Regions from separate parts of the Mus musculus genome. Here region 2 is linked to region 1. The links are chromatin loops, found by intact Hi-C in ENCODE. Cell type or tissue: gastrocnemius. All regions are shown on one strand. Each heading gives the region's core, and the rest is flanking DNA. Links, peaks and the distances in the headings are about the cores only.

Region 1 (8,333 bases), core at 76-8,075:
CAATATGTGGCTTCTCTTCCCTTGTTATTCTGTAAATCTTTGTCACATCTTATGATTGCTGTGCCATTTTTAAGTACAGCAGTAGCAGCAGGTTGCTTCTCCTTGGGACACCCACAGTCACAAAAGCTTCGTCAAAACTTTTCCAAGTTCCTTCCTGTTTTTAAGAGCAGATAGATTCAGTTGATAATCTGGGGCAGCTGTCCCTCATGCAGTGACTCTCAGTCCAAGCTGTTTGAATCCATTCCATGAGAAACTTGCCACAATGTTTCTGCTCACTGTCATTGGTCAGAACCAGTCACCACTCATGGGCTCCCACCCAGGGAGGAGGGAAGAAATGGGAATGGCTGAGCCCCGGTCATGTCTACCATACTATACTCGTGAGCGGTTCATTCCTTCAGTAAGTACATTCTAGGCTCAAAGTCAACACTTCTGACTCTTACAAAGGCTAAATGGCTGACAAACCGCAGAAAGATTTGTCCATATTCAGCAAACAGGAAGTCTGGAACCAATACAGGCAGATTTGCTGCCTATTTTTTGGTTCCTTGGTAGCGCCTCTGGCGGTGTCTTCAGAGAGGAGGAGGTGAGGCTCTCTCTGAGTCACTTCTTGAGGTCACTTAGGGAGCTGCACTGTGCTGTGACAGGCAGAGCAGCTTAAGAGAGGGAGGATTTCTTTGGGGCCCCTGTTTAGGAAGGTGCATCAAGGCAGGGAAGACCACCATGGCAGCAGGGACACAGCGGGGACTCTTCACATCTCAGTGTTTCAGGAAGTGAGTGGGAGGTGGAGGGATGCTCATCCAGGACTGGGAAGTGAAAAGGGGTAGGGGTGGGGGTTGGGGGAGAGAGTGGGGTGGGATGGGGGAGGAGGGTGGGATGGTGGGGGAATGCTAGTCCAAGGCTGGCTGCCTCCTCTTTCTCTCTTCTTTCAACCTTGGATTCCAGTCCTTGGATGGTGCCTCCCACACTGAGGGTCAATCTTCTCTCCTCCATATAATCTCTCCCTCACACACAGCCGAAGGCTTGCCCCACTCAGGAGCTGATAATCAGAACTAACTGTCACACCATCTATAAAGCTCTCTGTGGCCTTAGTTAAGCTCAATTATCTCCCCCAAAGCCGCACCTCCTATCATAACCTTGGGGGTCAAGATTTCAACATCTGAACTGGACGGGAAAGGAAGACACAGACATTCTGACAACAGATCTAAAGGCAACCGTGCAGAACACCATATCTAGCTAGATGTAGTGCCACAGGCCTGTAATCCCAACACTCAGGCACTGGAGGCAATAAACATCATGAGTTCAAGGCCAGCTCCCGGGACAGATGTCGCCGTCGCCGAACAAGCAAATCCAAAATAAAACCAATCAATCTCAAAGCATTCTTGAGGTGTCTATTAACAAAGCAGATTGTGGCCTCTAGTCTCTCCCAGCATTCTCTCCAGTACCAGTTATATCGTCCTGGCTCCTCTCAGCACCTACCTGTCACCCCTGCCCCTACCCTACCCTCTCCAGCCCTGAGAGTCCCTTCTCTTACCCTAGCTTCTCTTTCTTATATAACTCAGTCACTGTGGGTACCCGGTGCTTGCTTGGTTCTGCTCTTGACTCGGCTCTGGAACCTATCTTTGTCCCTTTGCCTTCTCTCCTCTTCCCTCTCTCTTCCCTCTCTCCTCTACCTCCCTCCCTCTCTCACTCCCCCTTCTTGTGCGTGGCCCGGTCTGTTCTGGCCATGTTCAGTCTAGACTCTTCCAGTTGCCTCTGGCTGTGCTCTCTCTCATATCTACAATAAAACCCGTCTCCCCAACCACTCCTCGGAGGGATTCTGTCCTCATTTTCATTCAAAGGCCAACTGAAGCCCCCCAGAGAGGGGCACATTCCTGCCTGAAACATGAATATGTTGCCTTGTGCAATAAAAGGTAACGAACATGCAGACATTACTAACTCAGGAATACAGAGATGGACAATCACTCTAGATTGCCCAGATGAGCTCACGTTAATAATGAGGATCCAGGTGGCTGGAGAGAGGACAACAGAGCAAGAGGTTGGAGTGACACACAGAAGAGGGTCACACAGTGAGAGAAGCCATGGTGTCTAGAAGCCCGGTGAGGCAAGCAGGCGGATGCAGCTCTGCTTACAGCCTCTACAACGGTTAAGAGAATAAACTTGACCTCTGTAAGCCACTGATTGGGTAGTGACTCGTCATGGCAGCCATGGGAAGGACATTTCTACTTCCCAGGACACATGCGGTGGCTTACTGGCTCCTCACTTGGACCCATGCAAAGTGGGATGAGAAGCTGACACTGTGACCTCGTTCTGTGTGTGCACCCTGGACCTTGACAGCGTAAGATACCTGGATACAGCCACTGCAAAAACACTTGGATGTGGCTTTCCTGGGAAACCCGCACTCACCCTTACCTGTGTCTCGTGCTGTCTCCGAGTGCCTCTCTTTCTAGTAACCCCTGTGCCCAAGCCTCTGTTGAAATCTCTCCGTAATAAAAGCATTTCCTACGGGCTCATCCTGAGAGCCTTCTCTGCCGTACAGGCAGGAATCCCACCTTCCCCTCAGTAGAGGTCCCTGCAGAGAACTCCTTGCCATTGCACAGTTAGAGATGCGTCTGCCATATTAACACTGTCGAAATGATGTTGGTTAAATCTCAAAGGGTTGCTGAAGTACTCTTCCCTTCTTTTATTATTTATTAATTTATAGACAGGGTCCCGGGTAGCCCAGGCTGGCCTCTAACTCCGTTTATAGCTGAGGATGACCTTGAACCTTGAACCTTCTGCCTCTCCCTACCAAATGTTGTAATTACAGTTGGGCCTGTAATAATACCTGGTTTTATGTCGTGCTGGGGCTCCAACTGAGAGCTTCTAGCATTTGGTAAGTACCAGACCAATTGAGCTACATATCTAGCCTTCCTTCCTCTTTCCCTTCCTCCCTCTAAGCCTCCACGTCATAGAATGGTTCCTGAGGCATACTGAGTAGGATCACAGAGAGTACCTGAGGCACACAGAGTAGGACCACAAAGAGTACCTGAGACACACTGAGTAGGACTACAGAGAGTAATACATAAGGCACACTGAGTAGTCACAAGGGTTGCTCATATAAGCTAAGACATGCTTTTGCTGTAGATGAAGTTACAGCCACATTTGTAAAAATCTTAGGCTGACAGACAGAGAGGAGAAAGGTGGATCGATACAGCCCGTAAGCACGTTCACCGCTGTTCTCACATTCTTGTTTGAGACTGTGAAGTGCATGTTGGGTATAGACCATGCCACAGCCAGTGCTGTTAACTAGGATGGAATCCATCCCTCACAGCTAGCTGGTGGGAGCTCAGACTCCCAAGTGAGGAGACCCGTTCTCTTCCCACATCCCCTTAACTTGCCCTTGTGTCTTGTTTCCATCGTCCTTTTGGATCACCTTGGAATCTAGGAACAACATGATAAAAGTCTTTGTGACAGAGACTGAGGTCACACCCGAGCAGGACAGACCACGAGAGAAATGAGCGTCACCCATGGTGCGAAGGTTTAATCCTAGAGCAGACATTCTCCAGGAAGCAGAGTCGTTCCCTTCCGTGATCACTAACCATTTTATCTGATGTTCCTGTAGGACCTGAGCCTAGAAGGGCATAGGCAGGAGCACACCCCAGCCCCCAAGTCCCAACTCCTCCTCAAAATTAGATCTAATGTTCATGTCAGTTCCCTGAGGATCTGTAGTCCCTGGACTCTGTCTGCCCCTCTCCCCAGGGTGACTGGTGAATATCTCCCCCTCTCTATCCCCCTCCCCCTCCCCTTTCCTTTCCCCCTCTCCTTCTGCCTTCTCCCCCCTCTCTCTGCCTTTCATTACCACTTCTTTCTTTAATTCATTTGTCAGGACAGTTGGGGAAGCTTTTGTGCTACAATCGTGCTACACTGGGAGGTCAAATGATGTAAATGAATAGGAGTGGTCATGCCATCAAAAACACCCACCAAATGCTTAGCTTTTCTCCTGCTTCCCTGGGCAGGAACCCCACAACCCTATGGAGGAGGCTAGCCTTACCTTCATCTTTCAGGTGGACAGAAGGGATAGCTCCCCCTGCTGGCAGGGCAGTAAATAGTCCAGGAGGGATGTGAGCTCAAGCCAGCATCTGGCAGAGATACCATGTATATCTTGCCCAAGGCACACAGCAGAAACCGACTGGGGAAGTTGAGGCAGTCAGCGAGGGTCCCAATTAAGCTTTCCCTCCGTGGCTGAGCTTGTCAGAGCTAAACTTCTGGTTTCTCTTTCCCACTGCAGGCACTTTTATTAGAGATTAAATATTAGTGATGTCTCTTGGAAATGGTTTGCCTTTTAGCTGCTTATTTTTTTGGTAAAGATGTATTTGTTATTTTTATGTTTATGAATGTTTTGCCTGCATGAATGTATGTGTATGTGTGCTTGATGCCTTCAAAGGCCAGAAGAGGGCAATCCTCTGGAACTGGAATTATGAGCTGCCATGTGGGTGCAGGAACTGAACACAGCCAATGCTCTCAACTGGTGAGCATCTCTCCAGCCCCACCTTCTAGCTGCTTTTAAGGATGATCTTTTTACTGTTGAGCTATTTTGATATTCTCTTCCCTCTTGTTGCAGAGTTGGGGGAGGGGGCAGAGCAGCTAATCCCTAGCTAGCTAGGGGGCCTTGGAGGACACTTCGAGACAAACATGCTTGGGTCTGAAATGGAGGCTGAGGAGCAATTCAACTTCCAAAGTTCAAGCAGTGCGTGACAGTTTACCAATATGAGGTTATGTCATAGGCTGCTGCCGCCACCTGACCCAGGTTCAGTGTGGGGACTCCTGTCTGAGCAGCGTTTTTCTGCGCTGCAGCCGGCACCACCTCTCCAGTTTCCTCACTTTAGCTGCAGGAGTCGAGTGTAAGCTCAGAGCTCTAGGGGGTCCTTGCGCATCTCCAAAGCACATCTCACAGAAAGAACAAAATGCCCCACAGACCTTTCTGGCTCAACAGAAGTGTTCCGAACCACAGGTGGCAAGTGTATGTTCAGAGTGCCACCTAGTGGTGATACCCAGAATTCCGGGCTGTTTTGGTTGGTTTGTTTTTTGTTTTGTTTTGTTTTGTTTTGAAGACAGGGTTTCTCTGTGTAGCCCTGGCTGTCCTGGAACTCACTATGTAGACCAGGCTGGCTTAAAACTAAGAGATCCACCTGCCTCTGCTTCCCAAGTGCTGGGATTAAAGGCGTGTGCCACCACCGCTCAGCTAGAGTTCTGGTTTTTGACATAAACCTGGTCTGGAGAAAGAGGCTCCCACTGACTCTCCCTCTGATGGTTCTCTAAGAGGAAGGTGTTAAGTGGAAAGTCACAAGCCCTACCTGGTCCCAGGACACTTCAGCGATCTCCAAGGCTTGACAGTTCTGTGAACTGCCCTCCCCCACCCCCACCCCCACCCCCGCCCCGGCCTCTAGTTTCTTCCTGGATGCTCAGAATGGTTTCTGTTTGAGGTCCAGACTGACCCAGTCTGTGGGGCATCCCCTGGAGAGGGTGGCCAGGCTCCAGGGAAATCAGCATTTGCTTCCCGTGAGAGGAAGAAAGGAGAGCGAAGTTAAAACGATCTCTGAAAACATACGATCGATAATTTAAAATACACCAAATTCTTGAAGAATACAATTCATCCCATATGGGCTATGAATTTAAATATAGCCACAACTGTTAAGGAAATTGAGTTTATAATTTAAAAACTCACAGGAATGAAGTCTCCACTTGCAGATGGCGTCACTGGAGAATTTACCAAATGTTGAAAGAGGAGTCTGCACAACCTCTCACACACTCTCCTTCCGAAAATAGAAGAGGGGGAGACACTTCTAGTTCATTTTATAAAACTAGCATGCCTGTGATGGTAAAGCGGGAGACAGTGCAAAGATCCACAGCTACAGCACCCTGAGCCCGGGCTCAACAGACTTTGAAAGCTAATTAGGGTGGGGCGGACACAAATATCCTTTATAAAGTGTTCAGAAATATGAAGAAAAGTTACACCTCACTGCCAATGGGGTTTGTTCCAGGGATGCCAGGGGTGGTGGTTTTAATAAGAATGGTCCTCGTGGGTCTTGTTGAAGTAGGTGTGGCCTTACTGGAGGAAGTGATTCTCAGCAGATGCCATGTTTGCAGATAGCAGGCTGGCAATGCTGTCTTCAAACTCACCACAGCAAAAGAAACTCTCAATATAACAATCAGGTCTGGGAAGGACACAGCATGTAAGGATGCACAGTCACCAACTGCAATTGTGTATGCAAGCAAGGAGCACACACTGAGTCCCAAGTTAAGTACAGTGGTGCCTGCAATTGCACAGCAAAATTAAGCACTTAAGTTATCAACCTACCAACGTACAGTTTGAGAGTTTTCTTATCCCGGACTGGCCTCAGTCCTCCCCGTTCTCTTATGTAGCACAAAAAGGCCTTGAACTTGTGATCCTCCAGTTGCTGCCTCCTGAGTGCCAAGACCAAGCCAGTTTACACAGTGCAGGGGATCAAACCCAGGGGTCCGTGCATCCCAGGCAAGCAACCAAGTTCCATCCCTAGCCCATATATGGGTCTTTCGTGTTGCCAACTATAAAATATTTATGAAAGGAATTCAAGAAGCTATAAATACATAAAGAGACACCTCATACTCATGATTGGCAGGTTCATCGTCGTAAAAATGTTGATTCTTTGTTAAGCTGCCAGCAAGAAGTGTTTGGCGGTGAATAAGACTATTCTAAACTTTATATGGAAAGGAACGGAAGCCAGAATAACTCAGACAACTTTGAAAAGAACAAAGCCAGAGAACTCTGTTTCCCTATTTCAAGAGTCATTACAAAGCCCAAGTGGTCGAATGTGTGCGAGGCTGGCAAAGCAAGAGACTTAGAGATCAATGGGATGGGAGCTTGAACCCAAAAGGGGACCCACAAATACACTCAGCAGGGTGTTTGTTTGCTTGAGTCAGGGTCTCATATGCAGCCCTGGCTGGCCTGGAACTCACTGTGTAGACAAGGCAGACCTCCAAATCACAGAGATCTACCCCCCACCCACCCTACACTGGGATTAAAGGCCTATGCTTCCATGCTCGCAGCTAAGTTCTGAGAGGCACAGAAGCCATTCGATGGAGGAAAGAAGACCTTTCTGCCCTGGCACAGCTGGAGATCTTGGTCTCCGTCTCTTGCTCTCCCCATCTCTCTTTCTCTCTCCTCTCAGAGCCTGGTCTGTTCTATTGGCCATATTCAGTCTGGACTCTTGCAGATGCCTCTGACTATACTCTCCTTCATATCTGCAATAAAATCCTTCTCGTCAACCACACCTAGGAGTGGTCATGTCCTCACTTTCATTCAATTAGGAAAATTAAGTTGTGTGTGTGTGTGTGTGTGTGTGTGTGTGTGTCTGAGAGAGAGAGAGAGAGAGAGAGAGAGAGAGAGAGAGAGAGAGAGAACCTAGGACTGCACACATGCAAGGCAACCACTTTCCAGCTGTAATACACCCTTTTAGCTTTTCCCCTTCAGCCACTGAGTTAACAAACCGGTTGTTTTTTGCCAGGACACAAGGGCATTCTTGGAATTTGGGACTTTCTGTGCTAAAGCCAGGCATGGTTCCCTCTACCAGAGGCATCTCATCTCTGTGTCATTACTGCTTCCTCTCTGGTTTCCCTGTTAGGTGATAACCTGGAGGGCACAACCCTGTCTTGCATTACAGCCTTAACATCCACCTCGATGTGTTAGATGCTCAATACGTATCTAGAGCTAGAAGAAACGAAGGAAGACAGGGAGGAGATATAGCCAAGTCAAGTGGCTGTCACCCGGTCTTCAGGATTTCCAAACAACTCCCTCATCCTGACTTTCAGAAAGACCCTACGCAGAGTAGAGCTCCTCGCCCTGGCTGCCTGCAGATAGGCACACGGCCTGGGACGACTTTCCAATCAGTCATGCTTTTGTCTGTAGAGTTTCTCACGGCACACCATGGGCTGGCCCTGTGCATGACTGTCCTGCACACGGAACATGATAGAAGGTGTGTGAGTCCAGGTGTGAGAAGAATGGGCTCTGGGCACAGTCGGCCTAAAGTCAAATCCCAGCTCTGTGGGTTACCTGCTGTGGGTAAAGCTTGGACAAGCTATTTTGACATCTTCTATCTCAGTTTGTTTACAGGAGCAGGGTCAGTGATGTGGCTCAGCAGGTAAAGGCGCCTGCCACAAAGCCGGATGACCCGAGTTCAATCCCCGGGACTCACATGGTGGAAGGAGAGAATCAGCTCTTGCAATGTCCTCTGACATCCATGCATGCACTGTGATATGCTTGCACACGTGCCCAGCACACACTTGCACACACAATCAATCAATCAATAAAATTAATTAAG
Region 2 (8,333 bases), core at 136-8,135, 290 kb before region 1:
CAATACTAGATCAGAAGAAAATGGTGGTAACAACATAGTCATAGTCTACATGGGTTGAAAGGGAAGAACTGAGACCTGGTGATTTCCTGTAGCACATATGCCGATACAGAGAGAAATCGAGCCACAGCTGTGGTAAAAACTGAGTTGAGATGGTGATAAACAGAGGCATCAATGTAAGAGGGGGAGGGGAGGGAAGGGTGGAGTCCTGTGCATAAAAACACTGAGAACACAATCTGGGGCTGGTGAGGTGGTTCAGTGGATCGCGCGCTTGCCACAAACAGGAGGATCTGAGTTCTGATCCCAGCATCTAAGGAACAAGCCAGATGTGGTGGCAGTGAGGTGCCTATAATCTTCTATCTGGAGAGACAGAGCCAGGAGGATCCTGAGTGCTCACCAGCCAGCTCTAGCTTGCGTTCTGAATTGGTCAGTTCCCTGCATACAACACCCATCCAAGAACAAAATCTAGTCATTATGGCCAAAAGAAACACACTCATAAATGAAAGTTATTCAAGATGTAGTATCTTACAGTCCTACAAAATGTCACGAGGTTACACACATTGTAACACTGTAATTCTGTTTGATCTGTCATCCAAGCTCAGGAATACTTTGTACACAAGGAAATTCAGACACCCATTATCCAGAGAGAAGATGCACAATTTTCCTATGAACAGAAGAAGGAAAAATAAATTGAACCATTTTCTAGGTGCTGTTACTCACGGTTCCAGCTAAAGGAAAGAAATTAAAGCAGATAAGCCTGGAGCCAGCAACCAGCAGAGATATGTACCCCTGTTCCCAGGCAACAGGAGCATGCGGAGCTTTCTGGAGACAATAAAGAAACATGGCAGCAGGAGCCACAGAATGGCTCAGTCTCATCCTTTGCCCTGGCACCTGGATCTGACGGAGACTGACTTTCAATGGAAATAAAAGGAGCTTTAAAAAAAAAAGTAACATTCATATTGACATATATTTCCTAAATGAGAGAAATCACTAGAAGAAAACAATAGAAAATTGGTTACAAGTTTTATTTTTTTTGTACATTTAAAAAAAATGTTGTGTTAGTTGTGTTATAAATGTTAGTTTGACAGTGCATGTGCAGAGGTCAGAAGACAACTTGCAAGAGTCACTTGCCTTCCATCATGTGGGTCCTGGGATCAAGCTTAGGTCCTCAGGCTTGGTTCTGGCATCTTATTCTCTGAGCCATCTTGCAGAATCTCCCTCCACATTTTTTAAGATTAGAAAAGTGTCACTAAGTTTGCAGTGTCACAGTGAGTTACCCATCCATTGCACACAGGTCTGATGTGCGCTCCACCACAAATAGTCAGATTTCTGCAACTGACCATGACAATGAGTCAGGACCAGAATCAACCTGACACAATTAAAATCAAAACAAGGGGCTGAGGAGTTGGCTCAGCAAAGCACTTGTTGGGCAAGTATGAAGACCCGAGTTTGGGTCCTCAGCACCCACATAAAAAGCTGGGTGTGGCAATGCACAGCTGCCATTTCAGTGCTATGGAGGCAGAGAGGAGAATCCTGGAGCTCATACCCAGCCAGTCCAGCCAATCAGTGAGCTCCAAGTACATGAACCCTTTTTACAAAAAATAAGGCAAAGAGCAGTTGAGAAAGATATTCATATTGTGGACATCTGGCCTCTGCACATACATGCATGCACATGTGCATGTAAATGCACATACATATGCACATACATTCATGCACATATGCACATATATGCATGCACATATGCACTTACATGTATATATGTGTGCACATACAAAACCTAGGAAATACAATAGACAGCTATTTTTAGGCACTTGGACCCCAAGACCCATTGGATCCCCAAGGAAAGGCAGCAAAGGTGTCAGGTCCAATATTGCTGAGACTTTTTTAATACATGGAATCTCTTGTATCTCAGGCTGACCTTGAACTCACTGTGTAGCTGAGGATGACCCTGGACTTCTGATGGCAGGAGTGCCATTACCTCCTGAGTGCTGGGATAAGTAGGTGTGTGCTACGACACCTGTTTTATGAGTTGCTGGGGATGGAACCCAAGACGTGATGTACACTAGGCAAGCACTCTACCAATTGAGCTACATTCTCATCCCCGTTGTGAAGATTTTCTGTCTGGAGAGAATTAATACCCAGCCTGGGATCACAGACAGGGAATGCCTGCAATCCTGTTAATAATTGAGGAGCAAGTTCTGGAAGACCAAGCAGGCTAGAGCTGGGTGCAGATCTGGTAGAGAGCACCACAGAAGAATAAATGTGCATGCTGAGTAAAATCCCAAAGTCCGGCTAAGAGTGGATTTAAGAACCAAGCCTCTCAAAGGTTCCAACACTGCCCAGTAGCATCATGGGCTGGAGACCACACCTTTGACACAGAGGCTTCTGAGGGATCTAGGTCTACCCAAACTGTAGCGGGACACAACCCCAACTAAAACAGCAGCTGAGTAATTCAGTTTCATTCAAATAAAAGATGTTTGCTTTCTATTGCTGTAATAAACACCATGGCCCAATGCAATATGGGAAGGGGCTTATGTGGGCCATCATTTGGGAAGAGGTTTCAGCAAGAACTCAGGCAGGAATCTGGAGGCAGGAACTGAAGCAGAAATCCTTGGTTACTGGCTTGTTTCATCTACCTTTCTTATAAAGCACAGACCCATTGCCTAGGGATCGCAACACCCTTAGTGGGCTGGACCCTCCTGCATCAGTTATGTTAAGAAAATGCCTGACAAACATGGTCACAGATCAGCCTGATCCGAGCAGTTCTTCAGTTGAGGACCTACCTGCCTTCCCAGGTGATTGGTTTGTGTCAACTTGACAGCTACATATTGAGTTCAAGGCTAGTTTGGACTATATAGAAAGACTTTGTCTCAAAACGAAAAGCACACAACCAAACCAACCAACCACAACAGCAAAAGGACAAGCCTTTAAACATGAAAACAGGCAAAGACCTTGAATAGCTACTTCTTTGAAGGAGATATAGAACTGTGTATGTATATTACCATAAAGCAATGCAAATTGTCTCAATATGTAATTCGGATATACACTGTGAGATTCAGAAATGAATCACAAAATGATTCTGAGTTCAATATTCATTGGAATACTTTAAAATGGATTTAAGGGGACATATTTTTAGGGAGCTTAAATTGATTTGGGTGGGTGATGGATAAAGATGACTTTGGTAACATGATCCTGGGTTTTCAATCATCTCCTGGCAATAAGAGAAGGCAGACGCATTGTATCTCATGAGGCTTCTTTTCAGATTTACATTGCTTCTAGGCAGAAGTGCTGGTGGTCTGTCTCTGCTGATACTTTTGGGGGCCAGCTGTGTTTCACTGAGTAGAGGGAGGTCTCTTTGCTATGGCTGGTGCAGAGGTGGGAACCTGGCTTGTTCTGGACCCAGCGGGGCCTGAGGAGCAGGAACTGGCAACGCGCTTATTGTCAGCATGGGATTCTCCAGGTTGTTTCTGTCAGCCAGGGCTCACTCACAGATCTTTCCAGAATCTGCTGGCTTCCTTCCATTCCTTGACCTTACCGCTGGCATCTGCTGTACCTGGTCACCCAGAGGAGATTGAGGGCCCCTCTAGCTTTGGGTTGGATGCCCTAGGCCCCCGTGAGGCTGTGGTGCAGGGCGGACCTTCCGGCGCCCATCCTCCTCACCGGAAGTGACTGGTCCCTGGGCTTCTCTGGCCCTCACCCGTGTGCTTCGGGCAGAAAGCTTCATCATTGCTGTGACTGGAGGCCAGGGCTCTTCCTAGAGCAGGGCTATGCTCCGTGAGCTTCTTGAATCTCCTGTGGCAAGGGCAGATGAAGGGATGAGCTGTGACCTGGCCTTTGGGGGGGGGGCACAGTTTCTCTGTCTATAAAATCAAGGGGATACAACATTTGGCACAGATGCCATTTAGAAGGGACACATTCTCAGTGTAAACTGCATGTGTGTCCACCCCCAACCCCTGCTTCCTGGCAGAGAGCGAGGGTGCTCTCCCCTGGTAAAACATGTGAATATTTCAGCAAGAAATGCTCAGATTTTCACAGAAAGTGGGACAAGCACAGACTATAATTAGCCTCATGTTAGCTAAGGTCAGGGTTTGCTGCCAAGCGAGCTTACCTCAAACCTGTCTTTAAAAAAATCTTTTAAGGATTTTCTCCCTTTAATATTCAAGGGTTTTTATGAGTTTCAAAGCTGCAGATGAGGGATGTGGTATTATTCGGCTGAAGCCTTGGGCGCTGTGCAGTGCGATCTCTAGGAGCCCCGCATTTAGGGCCCATTGCTTGGCAGGCAGAGTACGAAAAGGGGACCCTGCTTTTCAGGGTAAACGTCAGCCCTACCCTGAGCTGGATTTTTATGCAGTGTACAACCTGTGCAGTTAGATTCGTTGCTCCGGACCCTGCACATCCCCAGGTTTCTGAAGCATAGGCAACAGTGCGAGGTGTCCTTCTCCATTAAAGTCAGAGCTTTACCTCCGATCCGTACTCCCAGCCAGCAAATGGGAATGTGTCCATATCGTCCCATGGAACTTAAAACACTGCGGGGCTGGATAGTGTCCGAAACAGTAAACGTTAGCACCCACGGCCCACAGAGCATCCTTTGTGAGGTCCGAGAACCTCTCCTTTATGGCCCCAAATGCTGGTCTTCACTCATCAAGTTCCATAGCCCACATCCCTCAGCTGGTTCCTGCTTGTAATTCCCATCCACAGGCACTACCTTTCCAGGTGGTCACATGGCAACTCTCCCTGCCCCTCCTTCTTCTCAGATCCTGAGAACCAGGGGGTTCCATCTACTTGTGTTCTTGATTACTGTAGGAACTCAGGCCCCCCAGCCTGGTTGTTCCTGACCCTGGGTGCCAGGCAGTTATTTGCTGTGGGGATTGGTCTGTAGGGGTCCCAGATCCCGTTTGGTTGAGGATCATTCCTCCAATCACTTTACCTTCCCTCCACCCCTTGGGCCAGTCTTTCCTAAGCAGAATTTAGTATTTTGTCTGTGTATAAATCAGCAATCCTTTAATATAGACCCACATGGGTCAGGACAACTCTGAATGCAGCTTAATGCAGAATCAGAAACTTACCTAAAACATTACCAGTTTTTTGCCATGTGTGTGTGTGTGTGTATGTGTGTGTGTGTGTGATCTGATTGTGTGGCTTACTGTGTGAACTTCGTACATGAGAACATTATGTCTGAATATCAAAAGGTTGGGGGTGTGTGTGCTAGTATCTGGGAAGATGTCTGCATTCGTCCTTGATGAAGAGTCTAAGTCTTTCATGCTCTCTGCCCCTGGCAATGGGTCTGACCTTGGTGGATGCCCTGCCTTTGAGTGAGTGAACAATTCTCTCTGCACAGATGCCAGCTCCTGGAAATGGTGGTGGAGGGAAGCTGGGGACGTCCCAGACTCTCTGCTGCTCACAGATCTGCCCGAGGACAGGGGTGTACAATGGCTTGGGTCTACCCACAGGGAGCTCCACCCAGAGCGAGCTCTGTTCATGGAGACCGTGGGCAACTAAGGCTAAGCGTGTCTAAGACATTCCCACTGCCCACTGGCCTTTTTCTCACCTTGGTTTTGGAAGGCCACTCATCCTATGGCGCTGTCCCCACAGTGCTCACAGTGTGACTTTCCTGTGGGACAGGTGACTTGGACATGGTGTCTTCCCCCTGAGCTGCTGCCCTGAATATTTTGCAGGTGCTGCTGGCCAATAGCACAAGATACTTATAGCTCACCCTGCCATTTAACAGTCCCTGGGACATGCCCCACCCCCACCCCCACCCCATGACTTCCACTTTGTCATTGGCTTTATATAAGTCTAGCCCTTCTGAATACTTGGTCTACATCTGGTAATGACCAGTCCGATAGTTTTTGAAGGCTGGGCCTTTGTTTGGAAGATGGCCCAGCTTTCTGTGTCTGTTTTAGCCTGAATGTTGTCCTTTTTCTGCCGGTTCTCTTATGTTATCCCATGTTGACGATGTCTGTCAACTTGCTGGCCAGCTTCTGTCCCCATAGCTCAGGTTCGACTATTCCTGTTTCTTCCCGGATCTCCTCCTCCCCTCCCCCTCTTCCTCCTCTTCTTCCTCTTCTTCCCGCTCTCCCCTCCTCCTCTTCTTCCTCTTTCTCCTTCTCCCTCCTCCTCCTCCTCTTCTCCTTCTTCCTCTTCCTCCTCCTTCTAAATCTCAGCTCACTAAAGACACATAATACCTGTGAACTCTGGGGTCACCAGATCTGGGGTCAATCCCCTCTCTTTTGCTGTTGGGATGAGTGGGTTGTAGCAGTTGTTAACTATCCTAATCTGAATTCTTATCTGAAGAAAGCGCCCATGCCTTCGCCTTACTTGTTTCTATGGAAAGCACGGATCACCCTGCACGATTTATACTAAATTATGCACTAATGCATAAAGGTTGCTTCCCTCTTGGCCAGCTTTTCTTATGAAAACACATAGCTTGCTGCCTGGCATGATGGTTCAGTGAGCCAGGGGGCTTGCGGCCAATCCTAATGAGTTCCATCTCCAGAACTCACATGGTAGAATGAGAACCCACTCCCTCCACTTGTGCTCTGACATCCACACACAAACCGTCACACACGTAAATACAGAAAATTTAATAACAAAGGAGAAAATACATAATTTGGGGGTTGGGATCTCAGTGAGGGAAGTACGAGCCAGGCGGCGAGCCTGGCAGCCTGAGTCTGGATCCCCATGTCTCTGGTAGCTGGAGTCCTGTCCAAGTGTTTCCAGATTCTTGGCCTCTAATGCAAAGAATTGAAAATAAGGGATGGATTCGCATAGACTTGCAGAGAAGCAAGATAGCTTTATTCAGAGTGTAGATTATAGAGGGATGTCCTGTTAAAATTGACAGCAGGCCACCTGAGTGACAGAACTCAAACTCTGTTACTCTCTGGGGCTAAGGAGAGGGGCTGGTTACTAAGGGGGTTAATTTGGGCGGTTCTTTATTCTGATTGACAGGTTAGGTCATATATTCATTTTCCCCACTACACATGCCCCTTCCCATAATGCATTCTATCTTATGCACACCCAAGTATGCATAGGCATAAGATGCTAAGTAGGGGCTTCTCCCTAAAAGGTTTGAGGATACATTTCTGCTTTACTGTGCATGTAACCCAAACCAGTTCAGACCAGATCATCCCTTCTGTTCTTTGTATATAGATACACTGGGAATACACTTGAATAGAAAGTGACTAAATTTGCTTGTTACCTGGAGTGGCAAAAATCTGTGCTACTGTTCAGGGCTGTGAGCGCCTGGAACCTGATGCGAGGGGGGTGAGGAGGGTCTCCTGAGGTTGCTAGGTGCATTTTGGAGAGGAGTTAGTATATATAGCATATGCAAGTGAACTAGGTTGCAGTGTGTGTGTGTGTGTGTGTGTGTGTGTGTGTGTGTGTGTGTGTGTGTGCACGAGCACGTGCATGTGCATGCATAACCCAAAACCAAATGGGATTCCAAGCTAAACTCTCCTATACTTACGTCACCATTCAATTGTTGGCAGAGACTCACAGAGCCACTCATGAGCCTGGAATTCCCGAGCAGCCACGGTAAGATGGCAGGCAGAGACCCGAGGCTCTAAGAGCACATGTGACAGCTAGCATGGTGTGTGCACCAGTGAACAAAGAGAGACTCTTTCCAAGACAAGGTTGATGGCAAGGGTGACTCCTGAGGCAGACCTCGGACCTCCACATGTGCTCTGTGATACACGTGTGTCCAAATCCACCCACACACTTATATCCAAACACAACATGCACGCATGCGCGCGCGCGCGCGCGCGCACACACACACACACACACACTCACAGAGACAGACAGACAGACAGACATAATTTGGAAAAAGCCACATTGAAAGCAAACATTTTAAGATCCCTTGAGGCATTTGGGACGAGGGCAGAGTGGCTCTTCAGGGACCTTAAGGTCCACACCCAGAGCCCATTCTGGCATTGGACAGTTTGTTCTTTCTGTCTTCAGCTTGGTTCCAGGCAGTGGCTGTTTCTGACTTAACCCAAAAGGTAAAGGGCCTGACTAGGCCCGGCTCCTTCATGCCAATGGGAAAGATCCTGAGCCTTTGTCTTTTCTCCACCATGATGTACTATCACCTTAAAAATATTGCGGAAGAGCTGTGGGTGTGGCCTGGCCGCAGAGCACTTGGCCAGCATGCGCCTCATCCCTGGGTTCAATTCTAAATTTAGCCGTGGACTGTATGCCTGGTAGTTCCAGGAACTGGGCAAGAGGAGGTAGAAGGATCAGGAGCATAAGGTTATCTTCTGATACATAGCAAGCTCAAGCCCTGGGCTCCAGGAGAAAACAAACAAGAAGGAGGAGGAGGAGGAGGAGGAGGAGGAGGAGGA

What was found. Hi-C counts contacts between places; a loop is a spot of excess contacts. Peaks named below come from ENCODE experiments on the same cell type or tissue, not always from the same donor. Only the 100,000 strongest peaks of a DNase experiment are listed, where the experiment ranks them.
Region 2: it touches region 1 in a loop (3-fold over the local background); 28 of 42 quality-filtered maps call a loop at or near these places.

What each region holds. Positions count from the first base shown.
Region 1 is chr10:82,906,160-82,914,492 of GRCm38, reverse strand. No RefSeq gene overlaps it. Among named protein-coding and RNA genes, the nearest start is that of Gm33781, 24 kb to the left of the region's middle. In gastrocnemius, for the core only: CTCF peaks have their summits at 4,060 (motif pointing left) and 5,027 (motif pointing left); DNase peaks (open chromatin) are centred at 4,067 and 4,997.
Region 2 is chr10:83,198,699-83,207,031 of GRCm38, reverse strand. No RefSeq gene overlaps it. Among named protein-coding and RNA genes, the nearest start is that of Slc41a2, 130 kb to the left of the region's middle. In gastrocnemius, for the core only: no CTCF peak of the experiment used is centred there; a DNase peak (open chromatin) is centred at 3,516.